Linked DNA regions of Homo sapiens: region 2 is linked to region 1. The links are chromatin loops, found by intact Hi-C in ENCODE. Cell type or tissue: Caco-2. All regions are shown on one strand.

Region 1 (8,000 bases):
CTAGTTTCGTAGATTCTTTCCTGTAACTTTTCCGTATAGGTACATATACATATATACATACATATGTGTCATTTTGTTGTAGCATTTTTGCAAAAATGGATTCCTATAAACTAGGTGGTGGTGGTTGTGTGTGTGTGTTTGTGTGTGTTTTAAATTGTGTTTTCCTCTCACCTCAGCCTCTCAAGTATCTGGGACTATAGGCACACGCCACCACACTCAGCTATTTTTGTTTTTCGTAGATGCAAGGTCTCACTGCATTGCCCCGGTTGGTCTCAAACTCCTGGACTCAGTGATCTTCCCACCTCAGCCTCCTAAAGTGCTGAGATAACAGGCATGAGCCACCGTGTTGTTGTTTTTTTGATCTAGTATTTCTTTTTTGTTTGTTTTTGTATTTTTTTGAGACAGCGTCTCCCTCTGTCACCCAGGCTGGAGTGCAGTGTTGCAATCACGGCTCACTGCAGCCTCGAACTCTGGGCTCAAGTGATCCTCCTGCCTCAGCCTCTCTAGTAGCTGGGACTACAGACACCTGCCACCATGCCTGGCCTAATTTAATATTTCCTGGAAATACTTCTTTTCTTTTTATTTTTAAACAGAGTCTCATTCTGTCACCCAGGCTGTAGTGCAGTGGTGCCGTCTTGGCTCATTGCAACCTCTGCCTCCTGGGTTCAAACAATTCTTGTGGCTCAGCGTTCAGAGTAACTGGAATTACAGGCATGTGCTACAACTGCCAGTTAATTTTTTTCTTTTTTTAGTAGTGTCTAAATACTAAATACTGGCCGGGCCCAGTGGCTCACACTTGTAATCCCAGCACTTTGGGAGGCTGAGGTGGGTGGAACACCTGAGGTTAGGAATTAGAGACCAGCCTGGCCAACATGGTGAAACCCCATCTCTACTAAAAATATAAAAATTAGCCAGGTGTGGTGGCAAAAGCCTGTAGTTCTAGCTACTAGGGAGGCTGAGGCAGGAGAATCACTTGAACCTGGGAGGTGGAGGTTGCAGTGAGCTGAAATTGTGTCACTGCACTCCAGCCTAGGCAACAGAGCGAGACTTTGTCTCAAAAATAAATAAAATACAATAAAATACTAAATACTAAGTTCACCATGTCGGCTAGGCTGGACTAGAACTCTTGGCTTCAAGTGATCCTCCCACCTCAGCCTCTAAAGTTCTGGGATTATAGGTGTGAACCACCACACCCAGCCATCCCAGCCATATTTCTTGAAAATATTTCCATGTCATAGTTCCCAATAAAAAGTTGGCATTTTATCAACATATATCATTATTAAGCAGAGTCAACATTTTTTAAAGCCACAATGCCCACCACTAGCACAACGTTTTGATAAAGGTTTTGATAGAACTCAGCATACGTTTTACATAGTCGTTACTTACTGTCATGAGCAGTTCAATTTGGTGTCCAGGTCCTGTGGTGGTCTTGGTTTGGGAGTGTACAGAGTTCTTTAAAAACTTCTCTAATCCCATCTGGTAAAAGCCCCATGCCACACCTACGGTGAACTCATTTTCGACAAAGGTGCCAAGAACGTACACCTTGTTCTTGGGGGTGAGAATGCTTAATGGGTTAAAAAAAAAAATAGAAAGAATGAATAAGAAGGCTGGGCATGGTGGCTCACACACATAATCCCAGAACTTTAGCAGGCCAAGGCGGGACGAGTGCTTGAGCTACTCAGGAGGCTGAGGCAGAAGGATCGCTTGAGCCCAGGAAGTCAAGGCTGCAGTGAACCATGAATGTGCTACTGCACTCCAGCCTGGGCAACAGAACAAGACCGTGTCTAAGAAAAAAAAGAAAGAAAGAAAGAAAGAAAAATCTAAGTGTTCCATTCTTAGCATGGGGTGCTCAATAAATATTTATTGAAGTAATGTTTGTTGCGTAACAAGAACAGTGGAATAGGAAAAGTTAACCTGGCTTTTATTTCTGCCTCTGCCCCCAGTGGCTTCTGTGGGTCCCACACTCTATTCCACTGTTTGGACCTTGGTTTATTCACTATAAATTGAGAAACTTGGCCCCAGGTAGTTTAAAGTCCTTTCCTGCACCAGCGTTCACAAAGTCTGTATAGTTTTTCAAGCCTGGAGTCTGACCTAACATCCAGATCTTGGCTGAATCTTTAAAAATAGCCCAGCAGAGCGTGGTGGCTCCCGCCTGTAATCACGGCACTTTAGGAGGTCAGGGAGGGGTGGATCACTGGAGGTCAGGAGTTAGAGACCAGCCTGGCCAACATGGTGAAACCCCGACTCTACTAAAAATACAAAAATTAGCCAGGCATGGTAGCGAGTGCTTTAGTTCCAGCTACTCAGGAGGCTGAGGCAGGAGAATCGCTTAAACGCGGGAGGTGGAGGTTGCAGTGAGCCGAGATTGGGCCACTGCACTCCAACCTGGGCGACGGACGGAGCAAGACTCCATCTCAAAACAAAAACAAAAACAAAAACAAAACAAAACAAATGCCCAGTAGAGAACAAGTACTGTAACAATCTCCCTGTAATCTGTTTAAATTTGTAAGTGGATCAAATCCAGTAAAAAGATCAGCCAACTGGAGAAATGTAATGTTCAAACGTGCTTCCCCGTATTCTTATGTAAAGGTGTGGCAAAGAGATAAAGAATGGAATTCTGGGAGAAAGTAGTCTTAATCTATAAAGATCTTTGGAGGAGGGCTACAAACAGACCAGGAGGAGGGAGGAGAAGCTGGAAAACCGCCTTCTAACTAACCGGTAAGTGCGGTCCTCTGGAAACTTATGACAAAGAGAAAATCAGGATATAGTTGCTTGGACTTTCGTAGTTTTATATGAGATATAAGGACAATAATGATTGAGCCAAGAAATTTAGGGGAAATTTACATAAAACAGAGTTTTTTGGATTTCCTGAGAAATTGGCTTTTATTTCAATGGAATCATGGACTGCCATAGTGGCCTTATTTAAACTTTGCCTGGGCAAGTTTAGTGTGAGAAATAGGAGGAAAAACTAAAACTGCAGAAAATTGTGTGGTACATTTGTGTTAAGCCGTATTTATTCAGGCTGGCTTGAAACTGTGACTTTAGGCGCAATACATACTTTTGGTGAGCTTCTCCTTATCTGTAAGATGGGTATTGTGTAATAATATGGAAATGTGTTGAGGGCATAGCTCTGTTAGTAGTTTTATAATTTTTAAAGTAAAAATATTAGGGGGCGTGGTGGCTCATGCCTATAATCCCAGTGCTCTGGGAGTCTGAAGCAGGGGGATTGCTTGAGCCCAGGAATCTGAGACCAGCCTAGGCGACATAGTGAGATCCGCCTGAAAAATAATAGAAAAATTTGCTGAGTGTGGTGGCACATGCTTGCAGTCTCAGTTACTGGGGAGGCTGAGGCAGGAGGATGGATTGAGCCTGGGAGGTGGAGGATGAAGTGAGCCAGAAAACTCTGTCTCAAAAAAAAAAATGTAAAAAAAAAGCCCATATAAAGATAATGTGCAGTAAAGCAGAAGCCTAGTACTGGCTGCTGACTTTTATGACAGAGTCTTGCTTTGTTACACAGGCTGGAGTGCAGTGGCTCAATCATAGCTCACTGTAACCTTGAACTCCTGGGCCCAAGCGATCCTCCCACCCCAGCCTCCTGAGTAGCTGGGACTACAGGAGTGCATCACCATGCCCGGCTAATTAAAAAAATTTTTTTTGTAGAGATACGGTTTCGCTATGTTGCCCAGGCTGGTCTCAAACTTCTGGGCTCAAGCAATCCACTTGCATCGGCCTCCCAAAGGGCTGGGCCTACAGGTGTAAGCCACAGCACCCAGCCTTGCTGCTGACTTTTTGTTTTGCTTTTTGAGACAGAATCTTGCTCTGTCACCCAGGCTGGGGTGCAGTGGCTCCATCTCAGCTCACTGCAACCTCCACCTCCCAAGTTCAAGCAATTCTCCTGCCTCAGCCTCCTGAGTAGTTGGGACTAGAAGCACCCGCAACCATGCCTGGCTAATTTTTTTGTATTTTTAGTACAGTTGGGGTTTCACCATGTTGGCCAGGCTGGTCTGGAACTCCTGACCTCAAGTGATCTGTCTACCTCGGCCTCCCAAAGTGCTGGGATTATACATCCGGCTGTTTTGTTTTGAGAACGGGTCTTGCTCACCGGGAGTGGTGGCTCACGCCTGTAATCCCAGCACTTTGGGAGGCCGAGGCAGGCAGATCACCTGAGGTTGGGAGATGGAGACCATCCTTGCTAACATGGTGAAACCCTGTCTCTACTAAAAATACAAAAAATTAGCTGGGTGTGGTGGCACATGCCTGTAATTCCAGCTGACACAGGAGAATCGCTTTAACCCGGGAGGCGGAGGTTGCAGTGGGCCGAGATCGAGCCATTGCACTCCAGCCTGGGCAACAAAAGTGAAACTTTGTCTCAAAAAATAAAAATAAAAATAAAGAAAAAGAGAGAGAGAGAGAAAGGGTCTGGTTCTGCTGCCCAGGCTGGAATGCAGGGGTGCAATCACAGCTCCTTGCAGCCTTGACCCCTGCTCAATTGATCCTTCAATCTCAGCCTTCCAGGTAGTTGGGACCACACACTTGTGCAACCATGCACAGCTAATTTTTTTATTTTTATTTTTTGTAGAGATGGGGACTCACTCTGTTGCTCAGGCTGGGCTGCTGATTTTTGAAGGTTTGTAGTAGTCTCATGTGTTAGAAATTATTGAGCTTGCAAAGATTAGTGAGTATAAGCAATTTGGTTTGTTTGGAACTTTGTGAAGCTTAGAGTGATAGGGTGTGACCAGCCTGGGAAGGTGGGCAGCTTTTAGAGTTTGGACTTTGCCTTAAAGGCACTGGCAAGCCATTAAATGCCTTTGAAGTGGAAATGATTTTAGAGAAATACATGGGAAGATTAAGAAGTTATCTGCTGATGTGAGTCCTCTTCCTCCCCCATAGCCTGCACCTGCAGGTAGCTGCAGAGCATCAACCACATGACCTCCTACTTCCAGTGATACCTGAGTGCTGCCAGATGGTGGAACATTTGTCCTTACTTCATTTGCTCTCCTAAAGCTCTCTTCAAATTCCCCAAACCTCTTCCCCATCCTTACTGCTAACCACAATCTCCGCCTCCCGGGTTCAAGTGATTCTCATGCCTCAGCCTCCTGAGTAGCTGGGATTACAAGCATGTACCACCACGCCCGGCTAATTTTGTATTTTTAGTAGAGACAGGGTTTCTCTGTGTTGGTCAGGCTGGTCTCGAACTCCCGACCTCCAGTGATCCGCCTGCCTCAGCCTCCCAAAGTGCTGGGATTACAGGCATGAGCCACCGTGCCCGGCCCTTACTGCTAACTTTTAACTGTTTCCTTTTTCACTGAGGAAGCAATCAACCTGGAGTTTCCCCAGACATATGTGCCCACTTAGCGTGTGCACCAACAGGCTATCCCTGGTTGTGAATTAGAACCTTCTACTTGGACAAAGGATCACACTCCTCTGTTTACTTGTTGCCCCAGCAAATTTTCCCTTTCTTCCCCTTGATTGTCTCCAGATCATACAAACATGCTGTTATTTTTATCACTTAAAAAAAAAACACCCAGGATTTTCTCCTTCCATTTTTGCAAAACTTTTATTTTTTTTTTGGAAGATGGGGACTCACTCTGTCACTCAGGCTGGAATGCAGTAGTACTACCATATCTCACTGCAGCCTCAAACTCCTGGGCTCAAGTGATCCCTCCCGCTTAGCCTCCCAAATGGCTGGTACTATAGGCACTCAAGTCCAACTGCTTTTCTCCATGCAAACTCCTTGAAAGTGTTTCCTGTATTCAATTATCTCCTGATTTTCCTTCTTGTAAACTTTTTACTGCAGTATAAAGTACTGGGGCTCACTGATAATCTCCAGCTTGCTCAGTCTATGACAAATCTTATTCCTTTCCTTTGCAGCATTTGACTCATGATTGCTGCCTGTTCTTTGATGCGTTTGCTTCACTTGGCTTCTAGGACCTTTTTGCTTTTTCTCTTACCTCCTTGGGCTGCTTCCATTTCTGTATTGGTGCCTCTTCCACCTCAGCATTTTTTTTTTTTTTTTTTTTTAAGACGGAGTCTCGCTCTCTCGCCCAGGCTGGAGTGCAGTGGTGCGATCTCGGCTCACTGCAAGCTCCGCCTCCCAGGTTCACGCCATTCTCCTGCCTCAGCCTCCTGAGTAGCTGGGACTATAGGCGCCCGCCACCACGCCCGGCTAATTTCCACCTCAGCTTTAACAAATTTTTTTAAAATTAATTAATTTTTTTTTTTGAGACGGAGTCTTGCTCTGTCACTCAAGCTGGAGTGCAGTGGCATGATCTCGGCTCACTGCGACCTCTGCCTCCCAGGTTCAAGCAATTCTCCTGCCTCAGCCTCCTGAGTAGCTGGGATTACAGGCATGCGCCATCACACCCGGCCAATTTTTGTGTTTTTAGTAGAGACGGGGTTTCACCATGTTGGCCAGGCTGGCCTGGAACTCCTGACCTCAAGTGATCAGCCTGCCTTGGTCTCCTAAAGTGCTAAGACTGCAGGTGTGAGTCGCCACACCCGGCCTTAAAATTTATTCTTATGTAGAGATGGTGTTTCACCATGTTGGCCAGGCTGACCTGGAACTCCTGACCTTAAGTTATCAGCCTGCCCCGGTCTCCCAAAGTGTTGGGATTACCTGCATGAGTCAACATGCTTGTCCCCATTTTAATCTTTTGATGCTGGAAGGCCCCAGGACCTAGTCCTTAGCATCAGGCATTCCTTTGAATCTCATCCTTTGAATTCCTACCTCATTCAGGCTCCTGGCTTTAAAATACCATTTTTTTTTTTTTGAGGCGGAGTCTCGCTCTGTCGCGCAGTGGCGCGATCTCAGCTCACTGCAAGCTCCGCCTCCCAGGTTCACACCATTCTCCTGCCTCAGCCTCCCGAGTAGCTGGGACTACAGGCACCTGCCACCACGCCTGGCTAATTTTTTGTATTTTCAGTAGAGACGGGGTTTCATCGTGTTACCCAGCACAGTCTCGATCTCGTGATCCGCCCACCTCGGCCTCCCAAAGTGCTGGGATTACAGGCGTGAGCCACCGCACCCAGCCAATACCATTTCTAAGCCAGTAACTTGTAACTGTATCTTTAGCTCAGACCTCCCTCCTGAACTCCAGCAGTCTCCACACAGGTCTAAGACATGTCAAACTCAACATACTTAAAACCCTGAATATTTCCTCTAAAACCTGTGGTCATGCAGGTTTTTGTTTTTTGTTTTTTGTTTTTTTTGAGATGGAGTCTTGCTCTGTTGCCCAGACTAGAGTGCAGTGTCACGATCTTGGCTCACTCCAACCTCTGCCTCCTGGGTTCAAGCAATTCTCCTGGCTCAGCCTCCTGAGTAGCTCAGATTACAGGCACCCACGACCATGCCTGGCTAAATTTTTGTATTTTTAGTAGAGACAGGGTTTTGCCATGTTGGCCAGGTTGGTCTTGAACTCCTGACCTCAGGTGATCCACCTGCCTTGGCCTCCCAAGGTGTTAGGATTACAGGTGTGAGCCACTGAGCCCAGCCTTTGCAGCTCTCCTTGTCTTAATTGGCTGGAACCTCCAGCTCTTCCCGTGGCTCAGGCCGAAATCCTTGGAGTCATCTTAGGCCCTTTCTCCTCATATCCTACAGGAAATCCTGTTTGCTCCACCTTCTCCACCTCCTTGGCTCAAGCCATTCTCCTGCCTCAGCCTCTTTAGTAGCTGGGACTACAAGTTGCATGCCAGCATGCCTGGCTAATTTTTCTTTTTCTTTCTTTTTTTTTTTTTTTTGTAGAGACAGGGTCTCACTATGTTGCCCTGAGCTCCTGGGCTCAAGCAGTCCTCCCGCCTTGGCCTCCCAAAGTCCAGGGATTACAGCTGTGAGCCATCACATCTGGCTACTCTAGGTTGAGTGAGGAAAGTTCATTGACCACTTCCACTGCTAACCCATCTCTTCTGGAATCTTTCCATAGTCTCCTGACAGGTCTTCCTGCTTCTCAATCTAGCAACCACAGTGGTCCTTCTCAAAGGAAGTTAGATACTGTCACCCTATG
Region 2 (8,000 bases), 230 kb after region 1:
CTCAATAAATACTGTCTGAATGTGAGAGGATGGAGTCAGAGCATTGAGTAAAGGAACAGTGGAGAGGATAAAGGTATTCAGCAAGCATATGTGGGAAAGCTGTTTAAAAATATGTACTCATAAAGAAAACTTGAAAATATTTCTGTCTTTGCTTTTCCCTCATTCTTTGCCTGTGGTCTTTCCTTTTTGAGTTGAGAAAGTTGAATGGGGCTTGTTTGTGTCTGAGTTGTTAGTTTCCAGGGGACTTAGACTGTTACAGGGCACTGAACATCTCTCCCAAGCAGAGAGCAAGACCTTGTTACTGAAAGAAATTTCTGTTTGAGGACTCAGCCTGGTTGAGCCTCCTGCCAAGGTTGGTGCCAAGGTTGAGCCTCCTGCTGTCATTTGCTTTCCGGGCACAGTAGAGCTAAGCGGCATTGTTTAACCTTTTGGAAGCTGTGTATGAAATTTACATTAGCGGGGTGTTGCTGTTCCGTTACAAACCGTTTATCCCATGAATATCAATGTGGCTGTTTGCTCTAGGAAATTATCTTCTTGCTGTAGAGAGAAGCCAAGGAATCCATAAAAATGTACAAAAGATAGGAGAGAGAGTCCCAGTTTCCTTTGAGATTGCTGAGAAGAATGATTCAGGAGCAAGGTGACCTGTGTACCCTGAAAAAACCATCCAGGGAAATCCCATGGAAATCTTTCTTTCCTCTTCCCTCTTCCCAAGCGTGATTTGCAATACAAGATTTTGCTTTATTTATTTAAAAGTATATTAATGCCTACTACATAGCCTTGCAAAGAATGGGCATTTAATAAATATCTGTCTCCAATGAGCTGTCTGATGTTTAAAGATAGAGGTACTTATTAAATAGAAAACTCATCCACAAAGAAGAAATATGAACATGCAATTAAGGTAATATTTACCTAGATCTACAATTTGGCAATTTGGCACGAAGGACTTTTTTTTTTTTTTAAGAAAACTTCTCTTTAATTAGACATTTATGACCAAAACAGGAACTAAGTTTTGTTTCTTATTTTTTAATTGATAGACTTTATTTTTAGAGCAGTTTTTTGTTTACAGAAAATTGAGCAGAAAGTACAGTGTTCCCATATACTCTCCCCGCCTTCCTTCAGATTCCTCTGTTATTAACATCTTACATTTGTATGGTACATTTCTTACAATTGGTGAGCCAATACTGGTACATTCTTATTAACTAAAGTCCATAGTTTGTTTGTTTGTTTGTTTGTTTATTTATTTATTTATTTATTTTTGAGACAGGATTTCACTCTGTCACCCGGGCTGGAGTGCAGTGGCCTGATCTCGGCTCACTGCAACCTCTGCTTCCTAGCTCAAGCTATTCTCCAGCCTTAGCCTCTCAAGTAGTTGGGACCACAGGTGCAAGCCACCACGCCCAGCTAATTTTTGTGTTTTTTGTAGAGATGGGGTTTTACCATGTTGCCCAAGCTGGTCTCGAACTCCTGAGCTCAAAGTGATCCGCCTGCCTCGGCCTCCCAAAGTGCTGGAATTACAGGTGTGAGCCACCATGCTGGGCCTTAAATCCACGGTTTATATTAGGGTTCACTCTCTGTGTTTGACAGCTCCGTGTATTTTGACACATGCACGTGCTTATGCATTCATGGCTTTCTTGGCTATGGTATTATACAAAATAATTTTACCACTCTAAAACCCACCCTGTGATTTACCTATTACTCCTCCTCACCTCTCATCCTGCACCTCTGACACTTGCTCTTTTTTTTTTTTTTTTTTTTTTTTTTGCCCTTCAACAAATTATGGTAAAACCAGCCAGGAACAGTGGCTCATGCCTGTAATCCCTGCACTTTGAGAGGCCAAGGTGAGTGGATCACTTGAGGTCAGGAGTTTGAGACCAGACTGGCCGAAATGGTGAAACCCCATCTCTACTAAAAAAAAAAAACAAAAAACAAAACAAAACAAAACAAAAACTAAAACAAAAAATTAGCTGGGCATAGCAGTGTGTGCCTGTAGTTCCAGCTACCCAGGAGGCTGAGTTGGGAGGATCTCTCGAACCAGGAGGTGGAGGTGGCAGTTAGCAGATATCACAACACTGCACTTCAGCCTGGGTGACAGAGCAAGACTGTCTCAAAAAGCAAACAAACAAATTATGGTAAAGTATACATGACATAAAACTTGCCATTTTTACCATTTTTAAGTGTAGAATTTAGTGATAGTACATTCAACCACTGATCTTTCTACCCTCTATATTTTTGCCTTTTTCAGATTGTCGTATAGAATCCTACAGTGTGTTGCCAGTCAGGCTGGCTTCTTTCACTAATCAATGTGCATTTGAGGGGAACTATAGTTTTAATAACTTGATCTGAAATAGTAGCGCTGCTGAAGGATTTTAGTCATTAGAACTTCAGTCATGGGCGTAGGTCAATGAGATTTGCTGTTTGGAATGAGACTTGGCATTGAAAGGGTATTCTTAAGAAACTTGGAAAATTAGATTTCAGTAGCAGTCAGCTAGTGGAATGATTCCAAGCAGAAATAGAAAGAGAAGCTAACAAATATTTGTGTGTAAGGGCTCGTGGTTGCTAGTGATTCTGTTCTTTTAAATAGTACACCATTATTTGTTAAGATTTTTAAACTATCTTTTGTATTTAAAAATATATTTATGTCTATTTGCAAGAAGGATTCAAAGTGGCTTTGCTTTTTCTAATGAAATTGAAAAATAGAACTTCAGTTGGTTGCGGTGGCTCATGCCTATAATCCCAGCACTTTGGGAGGCCGAGGGGGGCGGATCATCTGAGGTCAGGAGTTCAAGACCAGCCTGGCCAACATGGTGAAACCCCGTCTCTACTAAAAGTACAAAAATTAGCTGGGCATGGTGGTGAGCTCCCAGCTACTTGGGAGGCTGAGGCAGGAGCATCGCTTGAACCTAGGAGGCAGAGGTTGCAGTAAGCCAAGATCACACCACTGCACTCCAGCCTGGGTGACAAGAATGAGACTCTGTCTCAAAATAAAATAAAAATAAAAAATAGAACTTCACTTTCTCTAATGAAAGAAAAATAGAATAAAATGATATAGTCATTAGTATCAAAATTATTTAAAATGTAAGACCTTATATAAATGGAAAGAAGCGATATCGAGTTTTTACCATTTTGTGGAAGAGTAATTAAATATTGGTGGAAGACAATTTTTGTTAGCTTAGGTAAGATTACATATTAAGAAAGAGATTGCTGATACACTTAAAATAAAACCAGAAATGAAAAGCTCTTTCATTTTTCCAATATTTCGATGTTCTATGCTTTGTAATAGGTATAGAGGGTGAATGGCAGGATGGAGGAGGCAGGAGAAGGAGGAAGAACTGGAGGAAACATTGGATGTGACTTCAAGTTGTAGATATCCACCTAGTGGCCATAATGAAGCAGGTACTCAGATTGTAAACAAACAGGAAGGAGTTACAGTAGCCACACCTACTATGTGCCAGGCACTGTGGCAGGTGCTAGAGACACAGTGATGGACGGAACACAGCCCCTGCTCTGCCAGAGCTGACGATCCAGAGGGGAGTTACATAATAAACAAGAAAATTTAAAAAATACATGTATATATAAACTCAGGGTCAGGTAAATGCTACAAAGACAAAGCATAATGAAGGTTAGATAGTGTGTTTGGGTCATCTATCTTAGGTAAGGTGGTCTGGGAAGGCCTATCTGGGGTGATGACATTGAAGCAGAAAAGTTAGGGAATGAGTTATGTATAGATTTGGGAGGAGATCATTCCAGGCAGAGGGAATGCCAAGTGCAAATGCCTTAAGTCTGGAATTAGACTGGCGCTGTCAAGGAACAGAGGATGGCTAACATGGCTGAGTGAGAGTGAACAGGTGGAAAGGAGCAAAAATGGAGTTGAAGAGGGAGAATGGACCACATTGTGAGGTGCTGGGCAGGTGGTTCACGGAAAGGAATTTGGATTTTATTCCAAGGACGTTGGGAAGCCATCTGGAGGGTCTGAGCAGGAAATGACATGATCTGACTTAACATTTTAAAAAAGATTATTCTGGCACCTGTGTTAGAAATGGACCAGAGGGAGAGGGGTAAGAATGGAATACGTAGGCCAGATCAGGGCCATTTTGGGTATCCATATGAGAGCTAAAAGTGGTGTGCAGTAGATAATATGAGTAGTCATGTCTGGAAGTGGTTTTTGGGGAGATGCAGTATGAAAATAGGTCTGAAAAGACTTGCTGATGGATTGGATACTGGTGATAGATGGCATACAAATAGCGCTCTTTGAATTTCAGAAGAAGGAGCATTTTACTTCTTGCTGGAGCAAGGTAAAGTGTTTCTGGGAGAGGTGGAGCTGAAGAGTAGCTAAGCAAAGGTGGTCGGGGGAGGGCATGCAAAGTAGGGAGCTGCCGTGAGCGATGACACAGAGCAGGGTGGTGAACATTCTGTTTAGAGAAAGCAAAGTTGGAGTCGAGTTCTTATGAGAAAAAAGGGTGAGAGAAATCTGCAAAGGGAGGTGGGGGCAAGACTGGGAAGGGTCTTAGACGCCTTGCTAGGCATTTCTGTGAGTAGGCAACAGGGAGCTGTATCTATTAGGAGTGTATTTAGCAGCAAGTAATGGAAAATTTGCTAAGTACCTTAAGCAAAGAAGACTTCATTTTTCTTTCATAATAAAAAACCTGGGGGAAGTCGGCTTGGACTGTGAGGCTGCTAGTGCCACAGGGACCCCGAGGCTATTTTTCTACTTTGTCATCATGAATACTATGTTGCTTTCATCCTCTTGCTAATTACCTCTTGGTCTCTAGATGGTTCTTATGTGATTTGGGCATGATCTGTACTCTGGACAGGAAGAAAGGACAAAGGAGGCAAAAGAGCAAAGTCTGTGCCAGACCTCCCTTTTTAAAATTGTGGTTAATAGGACAGGTGTGGTGGCTCACGCCTGTAATCTCAGCACTTTGGGAGACTGAGGTAGGCAGATCACTTGAGGTCAGGAGTTCGACACCAGCCTGGCCACGTGGTGAAACCCTGTCTCTACTAAATATACAAAAATTAGCTGGACGTGGTGGCACATGCCTGTAATCCTGGCTACTCGGGAGGCTGAGGCAGGAGAATTGCTTGAACTTGGGAGGTAGAGGTTGCAGTGAGCTGAGATTGAACCACTGCACTCTAGCCTGGGCAACACAACCAGACTCTGTCTCAAAAAAAAAAAAAAAAAAAAAAGAAAAATTGTGGTGTATATATATGTGTGTGTGTATGTATATGTGTGTGTGTGTGTATACACACAAATATAAATATCTTATAAAATTTGCCATTTTAATGATTTAAAACACATTTTTTATTCTGTGTCCAGACATTTTAAACTATTTTTAATTTTTCTTTTGACTGACAAATAATAATTATATTTATGGGATACAATGTGATGTTCTGACAAGTGTATTCATAGTGGAGTGAGCAAGTCAGGCTAATTAGCTTATCTGTGACCTCAAATATTTATCATTTTGTGCAGAGAACTTTTAAAATCCTCTTTTACCTATTTTGAAATATGTAATACATTATTATTTACTATAGTCCCCACCATCACCACTATTCCAAAACTTTTTCATCACCCCAAACAGACACTCTGTACCCATTAAGCAGTAACTCCTTCCTCCTTTCTCCTAGCCCTTGGTGACCTCTAATCTATTCTGTCTTTATGAGTTTTGTGCCAGCCACATTTGATCATGAAAATGAATTATTTCCAAGAATCTTTATTCAGTAGACATAACTAATATTTTTATATTGCCATCTGGGAACTGTCCCAGAGGGCGAGGTTACTCTATACCTCCTCCCTCCCTTTTCCCATCTCTCTTCTCTCCCTTTCCCTTCCCCAGTTTATCAGTTTGGAGATCACTGAAGACCAGAATAGCCTTTGGAGAGGAATGTAGCTGCCTTGCAGTAGAGTGAGGGGAAAAAATAGGAGTAGAGGCCTCTATAGAAACAGGAGTGAGGAAAGAAACATGAGTCAGATTTTTTGTGGGTGGTGGAGAGAGAAGAACAGAGGAAGATGAAGGATTCTGTGCAGCATCAGGTTGTAAGATAGTAAGAGATTAGAAAGAAAAGGGCAAAAGAGGGCATAAGAAGTATTGTTTGGGGTGAAACATTGGATCTCCTTTGGTCTAAGTAAGAATTCACTGTTAGTTTCAGGTCTGTGTTACTTTGATGTAAACCTTTTCTGTTTTTCTAATATATGGATTATTTTTCTTTAGTTATCATATTGCGGCAAGATTTGGCTATGGAATTTACTTGGGTTACTCATATGTAGATATTTACAAAATGAGACCATACTACCCAGGCTTTTTTTTTTAATTGCCTAGAGGCTTTTTCACTTTATATATAAGCATGTATATACATATACACATATAAACCCACACATATAAATAATGCGTGTATTCGTATTGATTTTTTATTTATTTATTTTTTTTGAGAGAGGGTCTCACTCTGTCAACCAAGCTGGAGTGCAGTGGTGCAATATTGGCTCATGCAACCTCTGCCCCCATGCTTAAGCAATCCTCCCACCTCAGCCTCCCAAGTAGCTGGTGGGACCATAGGCATGCATCACCACACCTGGCTATATTTCTGTATTTTTGGTAAAGACGAAGTCTCACCATGTTGCCCAGGTTGGTCTTGAACTCCTTGGCTCAAGTGATCCGCCCACCTTGGCCTCCCAAAGTGCTGAGATTACAGGCGTGAGTCACCATGCCCAGCCCATATTGACATTTTTTTAATGTCAATAAATGTATATCTACAGTATCATGTCTATTAGCTGAGTGGTATTCATATATATATATCTCATATATATTCCGTAGCTATTAAACCAATTGATAATTGTTATATAGTTTGTTTTCTGTTTTTGATTATGCTATAATAAGCATCCTATATGTCTTGTGAGGATCCTCCCACCTCATCCTCCAAAGTAGCTCGGGACTACAGGCACCTGCCACAGTGCCCAGCTAATTTGTTAATTATTTTTTAAGAGACATGATCTCGCTATTTTGCCCAAGCTGGTCTTGAACTCCTGACCTCCTGCCTCACCCTACCAAGTAGCTGGGATTATAGGTACAAGCCACCATGCCCAGCCCAGATTATTTCTAAGGGGAAACACTTTGAAGGGGAATTACTGGGAAAGGACAAGAACCTTTTTAAGGATGTCAATACCCATGACTGCACTACTTTCCACAATAGTTTTATCAGTTTAGACTCCCCAAAGAATCTGTGCGTGCCCATTTCCCACATCTCTGTCCGCAGTGGGTATTGCTGGTTGTTTCAAAGTCTGAGAAGTAAAAACTTTATTGCCTGCATTTATTTTGGTTGCCAGCAAGGCTAGATGTCTCTCCCAGTTTTCAGTGTCATTTGTATTGCATATGTGTGTGTGGGGTGAAATGCCAGTTTTTGCCCTGTGTCCTGGAGACCCACGACCTGGCGTGGCATGTGGGTTTTGGGAAGGTGGGTTGAAAACCGTAGGCTGGTGGGATATTGCTCTTGTCTAGACTTGTGGTGAATGAAAGTATGCCCCAAATGTGGTATTGGAAATAACAAAAGGAATAGATATCAGATAATTTAATAAGACATGGCAAGGTGGTAAATGCAGAGGCAAGAGAAAGGAACACAACGGAGTCAATTTTAAGACTTAAAATATGAATTGTTAACTGCACCAGAAAAGCAGGAGAAGGAGTAAATTTCTACAGAAAGTTGTGGACACTTGGAGACTAAGAAGCCAGCAAAGAAAGATGTCATTTCCACTTATGTCTTTCTTTACTCCGGCCATCCCATTCTAAATTCCAGCCATGGGGCTAGTACTTCCTCCACAGAGGCAAGTTCTCAATGCTTGCAGGATTTTGCACTTTCCATGTTCTCTCAACATGGAAAGCCTTTCCCCACCCTTTTGGGCTCAGCCTGGATGCCTCTTCCACTGAGAAGCATTTCGTAAGTGCTCCCCTACCTGCTGCTTCAAATCTCCTTCCTGAGCGATTCCATTAAGTCCTCTGCTTAAGCACAGA

The links. Hi-C counts contacts between places; a loop is a spot of excess contacts. Peaks named below come from ENCODE experiments on the same cell type or tissue, not always from the same donor. Only the 100,000 strongest peaks of a DNase experiment are listed, where the experiment ranks them.
Region 2: it touches region 1 in a loop (20-fold over the local background); 1 of 110 quality-filtered maps calls a loop at or near these places.

The regions. Positions count from the first base shown.
Region 1 is chr5:157,064,077-157,072,076 of GRCh38, reverse strand. It overlaps a transcript of HAVCR1 not described here. Among named protein-coding and RNA genes, the nearest start is that of HAVCR1, 9.0 kb to the right of the region's middle. In Caco-2, no CTCF peak of the experiment used is centred here; DNase peaks (open chromatin) are centred at 1,986, 4,889 and 6,606.
Region 2 is chr5:156,831,506-156,839,505 of GRCh38, reverse strand. No RefSeq gene overlaps it. Among named protein-coding and RNA genes, the nearest start is that of PPP1R2B, 15 kb to the left of the region's middle. In Caco-2, a CTCF peak has its summit at 3,367 (motif pointing left); no DNase peak of the experiment used is centred here.